Regions from separate parts of the Homo sapiens genome. Here region 2 is linked to region 1. Evidence: read pairs that join two places in POLR2A ChIA-PET (ENCODE). Cell type or tissue: Panc1. All regions are shown on one strand.

Evidence for each region. ChIA-PET counts read pairs that join two places held together with the same protein. Peaks named below come from ENCODE experiments on the same cell type or tissue, not always from the same donor. Only the 100,000 strongest peaks of a DNase experiment are listed, where the experiment ranks them.
Region 2: POLR2A ChIA-PET joins it to region 1 with 10 read pairs; 3 of 35 experiments call an interaction of 5 or more read pairs at or near these places.

The regions. Positions count from the first base shown.
Region 1 is chr19:54,626,590-54,631,589 of GRCh38, reverse strand. LILRB1 (leukocyte immunoglobulin like receptor B1) reads right to left here and starts at 1,106. Exons shown (of 15, transcript NM_001081637.3): 1 at 957-1,106; 2 at 483-564; 3 at 284-319; 4 at 1-90. The coding sequence starts at 516. In Panc1, no CTCF peak of the experiment used is centred here; no DNase peak of the experiment used is centred here; H3K27me3 peaks cover 1,325 bases.
Region 2 is chr19:54,920,742-54,925,741 of GRCh38, reverse strand. It overlaps NLRP7 (NLR family pyrin domain containing 7), which reads left to right. Exons shown (of 11, transcript NM_001127255.2): 11 at 1,870-2,227. The coding sequence ends at 2,002. It also overlaps a transcript of NCR1 not described here. Among named protein-coding and RNA genes, the nearest start is that of NCR1, 17 kb to the right of the region's middle. RefSeq lists enhancers at 4,414-4,913, 4,914-5,000. In Panc1, no CTCF peak of the experiment used is centred here; no DNase peak of the experiment used is centred here.

The DNA of each region.
Region 1 (5,000 bases):
CCTGGCCCCCCTGACACCTGAGGGTCACAGGACTCCCCTGGGTGATCACAGAGCCTGGTTCAGCCCAGAGGGTGGGCTTGGGGAGGTGCCCTGGAAGGAAATCAGGAGTCAGATTCTAACTCATTTCCCACCCAACCCAGCAGATTCCAGCTCTCAGCCCAGGACCCTCCAGACGCCCCCATCAGTCAGCCCAGAACTGCTATTCCCCATCCCCAGCGGCACGGGGGTGGCCCCTTGTCCCCAGTGAGGAGGAGGGACCTGGAAGAGCTGGGGACAGACTCACCTGCCTGCACGTGGGTCCGGGGGCCCAGACTCAGCCCTGGAAGAGAGTTCCCGGTGAGGGATTTGCCCCCTGAAGCCTGGGCAGGTCCTCCCCTCCCTGGGATCTTTGTGAGCCCCTGGGGTCTCCTTAGGGACAAGAGTTTGGCTGTGGGGTGAGGTCCCTCTTAGGTTAGAAGCTCCCCTCCTTCTTCAAATCTCACCGAGACAGATCAGGACCGTGAGGATGGGGGTCATGGCGTCTCCTCCCACTGCCCTGCTCTGTGGATGGATGAGCCCTCGGTGCTGGCAGGATAGAGAGACACACAGAGTGTGGCCAATCGGAGGCTGGGTCCTTCTTCTCATGGGGTGCTGTCATCTGCAGCCACACAGGAAGTGGAACTGCCCTCCCCAGGACCCTTGCTCTCATTCCATTAGGGCTGAGGTGGGGGCAGTCACTAGGCCCTCTGCATCATTTCAGATGGTAATGGGCCCTTTCCTGACCCCCAGCCACCGTCTGTCTGGTTTGTTTTCATCCCACTGAGAGCCAGGATGTAGCAGCAAATAAAACTGGTTCCTTCCTGTGTCTGCCCTTCCTGACGAGGGTAGCGGAGGCATCTCCTTCCTTCTCACAGCCTCCCACATGGTCACCCTCCCTCCTTCAGCCGTCCATCAGCTCAGTGTTGTGGGGTCCTTACCATGGCAGTCGTCCCTCCAGCCCTGGAGATGCTTCAGGGAAGACCCAGGTCCATGCTGCAGGCAGACTCAGATCAGCAGAGACGCATCTCGCATCTGGCTGTGCCGCCCAGGCTGAGCTGCGTGTGGCAGTGAGCACAGAAGAGAAATGCAGGGAAATAGGGAAGAAAAGTTGACTTCTTTCTTGACACTGGATTGTGGGTTTTCTTTCAACCAAATAGTCCCCTCTTAACTTCCCCTTTTTAAAATATTTTGCTACAGTGTCCAACCCCACCCCCCGGGAACAAATCTCTGAGTCTTTCCTGCCTCCTCGGTGCCCTTTGCTTACTTGGCCGTCCCTCTGCACCTCAATCCCTGTTCAACGCTTTGGGAACAATGACTTATATTTGAGCTTTGATTTGGGGAGTTGGGGGGGAGTTATATTTATTCAACGACTGGTTATCATCCACTGCCTACGTGACCTCGGGCGGTAATGAACCATCTCTGAGCCTCAGATTCTTCCTTTGCCGACTGTTGTCACAAATCCCACTCGTGACAGTGGTTGTACGGTCAGTGGTGCTGGAACATTAGGAGGGGCTCATTTGTGCCTGATTTCCAGACCAGGGTAAGACCTGAGGTGTTTGGGACATAAGAGGATCTTGGCGTTGGACTCCACAGTCTACGTAGGTGATTGATGTGTCCACTCTGGATCTCACATCTGACCCTAATGGATAGATGGACGTGTATTTGTCCATCTATCTGGGCATTTCTGAAATACCCAGAGCATCAATGTCATGAGCAGAAAAAGAGATGTGGAAGTTCCCAAGTGTAGATGGATCCACAGGAAAGAACAGAGGCCACAGGTGAGATGCCACAGGGACCTGGGACCATCAAGGGCTCATTAGGGTGGAGGTTTCCACCACTGAGTGGAGCCAGGAGAGGAACCTCGGGATCTGCAATGACAGTGAGGGGCTCAGGGCTCCAGACCAAGGTGGGAGGCTGCGTCCTCCAGCTACACCTGAGGCTGGAGTGGACCCCAAGCAGCCCAGGGGAATTCCCTCAAGGGAGTGCACCAAACCGTCCAGTGACAGAGCTGCTGGGATTCCAAAGAAAGAAGCACTAAACACCAGGGTGTTCATAGATCATTTATTAGGGAGACTTCTGCACAGTGGGGCACCCTCGTCTCCTTGCCCAGTGTCTCCTTGTGGATCTCAAGGATGTGCTTCCACATAGCAGCATCTTCTTCAGATGGACAAGGAGACACTGGGTGTTCTACCCGAAGCTTTAACTTAAAATAAAAATAAAAACAAAAATAAACCCCTAGAGAATATGATCTCTCAGTAGAGTTGTTTCTTGGGATACACAGGCAATTCGTTTCAGTACCCGCTACATGCACCAACACCTGCTCGTACTCCAGCCCCGACATTGTCTCTGCTGGGCCTGCATATAGGAAAAGTCTGCCGTTCATATACACAAGTCTTGCATCCCACAAATGCTACAGTTTTGACCCCCGTTTGGTTGAAAAAAGTGTGCATATAAGAGACCCCAGGAATTCAAGGCTGCGTTGCTCCAGGGTTGTCTGGATTTTGAGTTTATTTGGGAGTGAGAAGCAAGGATTACAATCTGGAGTGCATGGCATGGCAAGCCACAGTGTGTCCGGAGAGGGAAGTGTGATGTTGTGATACACACTGGTTTTCACCTGCGGTTCCTGGCTCATAGCTCCATAGCCCTTGTTACAGTCTTTTGTTATAACATTGGCTGTGTTAGGCCTTAGGGGAGGCCTCTGACCTCCTCCTGCCCTTCCTTCACCTGCCCAAGGCAAGACTCTAATGTCCCTGCCTTTCTGATGGTGGCTCTTAAGACCCTCCCAGAAGATGGTCTCAGCCTGTTCCTTGTGGGAGGAAATACTGACATCATGAAGCTTCATAAAAACCCAAGAAGACTGGGTTTCGTGGGTTTCTGGGTGGTTGAGCATGTGGAGACTCCTGGAGGGTGATGCCCAGGGAGGGTATGGAAGCCCTGCGCCCCTTCCCCCATGCCTCCTCCTATGAGTCTCTTCATCTGTGTCCTCTGCAGTGTGCTTTGTATTCAACCAGGAAACGTCAGTGTCTCTCTGAGTTCTGTGAGCTGCTACAGCAAATTAATCAAACCCAAAGAGGTGGTCATAGGGTCCCCAACTTGAAGCCAGTCAGTCAGAAGTTCTGGAGGTCTGGACTTGGGAATGGTGTGGGGGCAGTGTTGGGGACTGAACCATTCAATCTGTGGGATCTGGGACTGTCTCTGGGTAGACAGTGTCAGAGCTATGCTAACATTCTCAAATATCTGCTAGCCGTGATAAATAAATCAATGTACTTTATGTTATTAGCTCCCACAATTTAGCCTAAATATTTGCCCTGGCATGCTTATACTGGTCCAAGCAAGCATTAGGTCATAGCCTGTTCCTCTTCCTTATTTGAAGGTGTTTTCACCTTTCTCAGCATTCCACAAGTTACTTCCTCCTTCCTTTGTTCTGCTCTACCTTTGCCTCTTTTCAGAAGTTCTAAGTTACTAGCCAATCGGGACAAATACAGAGTGTGAGGTCCTGTTCCAGCCAGTGGAAACCGGACAGAGCAGTAGGGTGGACGTGTCAGGTTATAAATGACCCTGTCTCTTTTGTTTTGTGTACTCTCGAAGCAAAACTGCTGGTGAGTGTACCCTTGCTGCAGAAAATAAAAATGGTCTTGCTGAGTAAATTAAATTTATGTTCAAGTGCTATTTGTTTACGGCACTGGGGAAGAAGCATTTAAACACTCAGCTGGCGTCCGCTACTGGGTCTAGGAAAAAAAATCCCACACATCTGGTCCTAGAAGTCTTCTTCTGTGAGGATGATTCCTGTGGTGTGAGAGTAGAGGAAAAGCACCATAGAGAGAGCTCTCTGACATACAGAAGTAAAGGAAGTTCTTATCAGCAACAAGAGAGAGGCTGACAGAGCTGCTTAGAAACAGAGTTCCCTGATTCCAGAGGTTCAAAGCCAGAGTTGCTGTCAGTCCATTGGAGGAGATGCCGTTGCTGGGCAAGTTTTTTCTCGAGAGCATCTTATCTGAATTCCTGACATCCTAAAGAATATCTAGTGATAAACCTCGTCAAAGCAGGAGGGGGTGAAGGACATGGAAGGGTTTCTTGTGGGGTTTTTAAAAAGTCCTTAGAAGCAGCTCTTATCTGAGAGCTGGAAGCATGGGCCTCCTCTCCTTCAGGCCTTCCTGGCCCTGTGGGGTCTGAGCTTGACCAAAGTCATCTCATCCTTGCACATGTGACTTTCCTATTGGGTGTCTGCAGTGAAGGGATTGGGTTACGAAGTTTAACCTGAGAGTTTCAGGAATTTCGTTGAGGGGAGGGCTTGTTTCTACCTCTTTAGCAAAAGGGTTAATTTTTCAGTGTTTTCTAAAAACAACCTAAAGTGCTTTATCAGTACTTGGGGATGCTGAAGACCTCAGCTTGGGTTCCAGCCTGCAGGTGAAAGCATGCATCTGTCCAACCCACAGAGCAGCCATGGCACTTTGTCTCTCTCTCAGAACAAAGCAAAAAATGGAGGAAACCGTGGGACCCTAGAGAGACTGTTGTTCTCCCTCTTCTGTGTTTGTGGACAGACCCTGGGATAGCTCCCCTCAGTGACCCGGGCCACACTCAGCATTGAGCCACCTTCCCGGGTGTGCATGACACAGATGCGCTTTATCACTGCTGGACCAGGCATCTCTAGCACGTGAGTGTGAGGCTCACATGGGCCCCACCATGCCGGACAGAACACAGAGCTGATTCTAAGCTTGGCAGCATGGACACCGCAGGGCAGGAGTGACCACAGCAATGCTCCTCATCAGCTTTCCTTCCTGAGTCAGCCCGGGGAGAAACTGTATGGAAGATCACATGTGTGGGAGAAAAACCCACCCAAGAGAAATAAAAATCAAAAAGTCCATTACAGAAAAAACAGGCAATTATAGAAATGAATTAGGAAGCTACTGTGAGGTGAAAAATAGTAAATCATATCAACACATTTAGAAATAATTGCATCAAGAACAAGACACAGCTGAAAT
Region 2 (5,000 bases), 290 kb before region 1:
CAGGCGTGAGCCACCGCGCCCGGCCTCAGTGACTTATTTTAACGTAATCTACCTTTAGTTTCTTCTTGCCTTTGTCTTTTCTTTTCTGAGACAACGTTTTGCTCTGCTGCACTGTGTGGCCGTGTTGCCGAGGTTCTCAAACTCCTGGCTTCAAACGATCCTCCTGTCTTGGCCTCACAAAGTACCCGGATTGCAGGCGTGAGCCACTGTGCACAGCCCACTTGTCTTATTCAAGAGTTATTTTAGTTGTAGAGATGATACGCATGTAAACTGCTTCATGATGCCCAGTGTTGCATTATTGGAACGCTAAGCATGTGGGAGTTATTTATATCCTGCTCAAGGTACGATTTTTCACACGTCTGCAGTTCAAATAATTGTAACCTCTGGCATAAATGGGTTAAGGTTTTAGGGGTATATCATGAAACTTGAGCTAAATAGTGTCATGCTTCTCTTGTTGGTGGGACCGAGGTCTGTAATGCCACCAAGGACTATTGGTGACAAATCTCTAGCCCCCTGTGGTCTCTTATGTCATATGTTTGGGGCGTATTTCTTTTCTCATTCCTCAGTTCCTCCTTTGGGAGGCCAAGGTGGGAGGATTGTTTGAGGCCAGGAGTTTGAGACCAGCCTGGGCAACATAGCAAGCCAGTGTCTCCACAATCACCACCCCTCATGTTCACATACACAGGCTTGCATGCTGCAGCCACGTTAGAGCCAAGTTTGCTATCATTAACCCTGGGGTTCACTCTGGCATTCTCTTAGTTCTACTGAAGGTTTGATTTGCCACTATTTTTTATTTATTTATTTGGAGGCAGAGTCTCGCTCTGTCACCCGGGCTGCAGTACAGTGGTGCGGTATTGGCTCACTGCAACATCTGCCTCCCAGGTTCAAAGCGATTCTCCTGTCTCAGCCTCCTGAGTAGCTGGTATTACAGTTGTCTGCCACCATGCCCAGCTAATTTTTGTATTTTTAGTAGAGACGGGGTTTCACTATGTTGGCCAGGCTGGTCTCGAATTCCTGACCTCAGGTGATCTGCCCGCCTCGGCCTCCCAAAGTGCTGGAATTATAGGCGTGAGTCACCGTGCACCAGCCTGATTATCTATTTTTTAAATTTATTTTTTAAAGGCATGTTTTACTCTGTTACCAGGCTGGAGTGCAGTAGGGCAATCTCTAGCTCGTTGCAACCTCCGCCTCCTGGGCTCAAGTGATCCTCTTGCCTCCGCCTCCCGAGTAGCTGGGACTATAGGCGTGCACCACCATTCCTGGCTAACTTTTTCTATTTTTGGTAGAGACAGGGTTTCACCGTGTTGCCCAGGCTGGCCTTGAACTGCGGAGCTCAAGCAATCTGCCTGCCTTGGCCTCCCAAAGTGCTGGGACTACAGGTGCGAGACACCGTGCCTGGCCATAATCTTTTTTTTCTTAGACTTATAAGGATCCCCATTGTGTGGGTCTAAATTTCTTTTTAGAAAACTTTTCTGACTGGGTGCTGTGGCTCACATCTGTAATCCCATGGCTTTGGGAGGCCGAGGTGGATGGATCACTTGAGGCCAGAAGTTCGAGACCAGCCTGGCTAACATGTCGAAACCCCATCTCTACTGTAAATACAAAACTTAGCCAAGCGTGGTGGTGCACACCTGTAATCACAGTTACTCAGGAGCCTGAGGCATGAGAATTGCTTGAACTTGGGAGCTGGAGGTTGCAGAGAGCCAAGATGGCACCACTGTACCCCAGCCTGGGCAACAGAGCAAGACCCTGTCCCCCAGAAAATCCCAAAAACGTTTCCTGCTTTGAGTGTTTGAAAACAGATATTCAGGCATCCTGGGTAGTTGAGAATGAATTTCTGGGAACATTTGTGTTCTCTGATCCCTCCAGGTTGAAGACCTATGAAACTAATTTGGAAATCAAGAAGCTGTTGGAGGAAGTGAAAGAAAAGAATCCCAAGCTGACTATTGATTGCAATGCTTCCGGGGCAACGGCACCTCCGTGCTGTGACTTTTTTTGCTGAGCAGCCTGGGATCGCTCTACGAATTACACAGGAAGCGGGATTCGGGTCTCTAAGATGTCTTATGAATGCAGGTCAGAGGGTCACATGTTAACACTAGAGTCTGTCGAGAGGTAGGATTTGACACTGGTTTTCTCACTATTTTTGGGAGATTCTGCACGAGTCACGCACCCCCTTCACATGACGCTATGTACTTTCTCACAGGGATAATAAAGTTAGAGCACTCTCGTTGCAGCTGCGTTTATTGACATGCTCAGGAGCAAACCTGCAATAAACATGGTACTCTGTGCTTTGTCTAGGAGGAAGTATTGCTAAGAAGTTCAGGGATGATTCGGTTGATTCTTCTATTTCTTTTCTTCCCTAACTCAGGCGCCATGTGGTCTACTATCTGCCAGGTGCATCTATGTGATCAGTGTGTCTTTGTGACTTATGTGATCATAACTTATGTGATCAACCCACGCATTGACAAACGGGCCAGATAGTTCATATGCTTGGCACTGTGGGCCCCGCGGTCTCTCATCAGCTCTCAGCTGTGCCTTTGGACATGGAAGCAGCGCAGGGCCTGGCTGGCACCTGCGGAGGCTTCCCAGAAACAGCTCGTGGGCCATGGGCAGCCAGCCCTGTTCTAATCTATCCTGTTACTCACAAAGCACAAGCTTACAGTCACTGTTGCCTTTAATTCAGAAGATGGCCCTGCCTCACGCTGGTTCTGCTCGGCTCCCACGGGCCGCCTCCTACTCTCTGTGTGTGTGTGTATGTGTCTCTCTCTCTCTCTGTCTCTGTGTGTCTCTCTTTGTTTCTCTGTGTCTGTCTTTTTGTCTCTCTGTCTCTGTGTCTGTTTCTGTGTGTGTGTCTCTGTGTCTGTCTGTGTTTCTCTGTGTGTGTCTCTGTCGCTGGGCGTTTCTATCTCTGTCTTTGTATGTGTCTCTCTGTTCTTTCGTTTTTTTTTTTTGTTTTTTTTTTTGAGACGGAGTTTCACTCTTGTCGCCCATGCTGGAGTGCAATGGCGTGATCTCAGCTCACTGCAACCGCGCCTCCCAGGTTCAAGTGATTCTCCTGCCTCAGCCTTCCGAGTAGCCGGAATTACAGCCCTGTGCCACCATGCCTGGCTAATTTTTTGTATTCTTACTAGAGACGGGGTTTCACAATGTTGGCCAGGCTGTTCTCGGACTCCTGACCTCAGGTGATCTACCCGCCTCAGCCTCCCAGAGTGGTGGGATTACAGGCGTGAGCCACCGAGCCCAGCCTGTCTGTCTGTTTCTGTGTGAGTCTGTGTGGCTGTCTCTGGGAGTCTCTGTGTATGTCTCTGTCTCTCTCGCCTCCCCGTTTCTCTCGGCTTCCCATTGCCATGGCAAACACAGCTTTTCCACACCCTGTATTTGGTCATTCATAGAAAATGCATAGAAGTCACTCCGCAATTTTCCTTAAGAATGAAAAGTTGTCACCATGATGTTAGCACTGGCTTCCAGGCGCTGCCAAAAGGGACTGACCCCTCTCCTCACTTGGCTCTCCACGCTTGCGGTAGGTGATGAGACTATTTTAATAAGAGCAGCCAGGCGCTGTGGCTCACACCTGTAATCCCAGCACTTTGGGAGGCCGAGGCGGGCGGATCACCTGAGGTCAGGAGTTCGAGACCAGCCTCAACATGGAGAAACCCCGTCTCTACTAAAAATACAAAATTAGCCGGGTGGGGTGGTGTATGCCTGTAATCCCAGCTACTCGGGAGGCTGAGGCAGGAGAATCGCTTGAACCCGGGAGGCGGAGTTTGCGGTGAGCTGAGATTGTGCCACTGCACTCCAGCCTGGGCAATAAGAGCAAAACTCTTGTCTCGAAAAAAAAAAAATAAGAGCATTGATATGGGGAAAGTTGTCATGGTCCCAGGCACAAAAACACGGGCATATGGCTAATGCTTTAGGTTGAAAGCTTGTATGACAAAGTTTTCTTTTCTTTTTTTTTTTTTTTTTTTTTTTGAGATGGAGTCTTGCCTCTGTCGCCCAGGCTGGAGTGCAGTGGTGCGATCTTGGCTCACTACAACCTCTGCCTCCTGGGTTCAAGTGAGTCTTCTGTCCCAGCCTCCGGAGTAGCTGAGACTAGAGGTGTGCGTCACCATGCCTGGCTAATTTTTGTATTTTTAGTAAAGACGAGGTTTCACCATGTTAGCCAGGCTGGTCTTGAACTCCTGACCTCAGGTGATCTGCCCGCCTTGGCCTCCCAAAGTGCTGGGATGACAGGCGTGAGCCACTGTGCCTGGCCTGACAAAGTTCTTTTTACTAACCCAAACCTGGAGGTTGAGTGGCTTCAGCACTGAATGATCCCATGAAGGCCCTCATTTATCTTGCTGTTGAGCATTGCTGTCTTTCGTGAGCCCTTGTCAAGATAAGTCTTCTCAAATGCTCGAGATCACTGTGGTGTTTAAGGCTACAGTCAGCTGGTAGTAATGCAGGCTGTGGGTGGTAACAGTGTTTAGCGGGATACAGCTCACACCGATGGGAAGGGTGGTAGAGACAGCGTGAATAAAGGAAGTGGTCAGGTGATGAGAGGTAGGGCTGAGTCAACATTTAGGGTTCTACATGCACATGAAGTTCCCGTGTAGAATTTGCTAAAAATAAAGACACAAAGATAGTAGGTAGAGGCTGGGAGTGAAAACATCTGGGTCGGACTCTGCTGCATATTTAATTGAAGTTTTTTTCCCCTAAATATTTTATCTACTTAAAAATTTTGATTTTGTTTAAGATAGTAGTCTTTTTTTTGGTGGGGTGGTGGGGCGGACAGAGTCTCACTTGGTTGCCTAGGCTGGAGTGCAGTGGCGTGATTTCACCATGTTGGCCAGGCTAGTCTCAAACTCCTGACCTCAGGTGAGCCACCCGCCTCGGCCTCCCAAAGTGCTGGCATGACAGGCGTGAGCCACCGTGCCCAGCCAAGATGGTGGTGGTGCTGTGTTGCCCACAGCCGGGTTGGAGTGCAATGGTGCGATCTTAGCTCACTGCAGCCTTAAACTCAA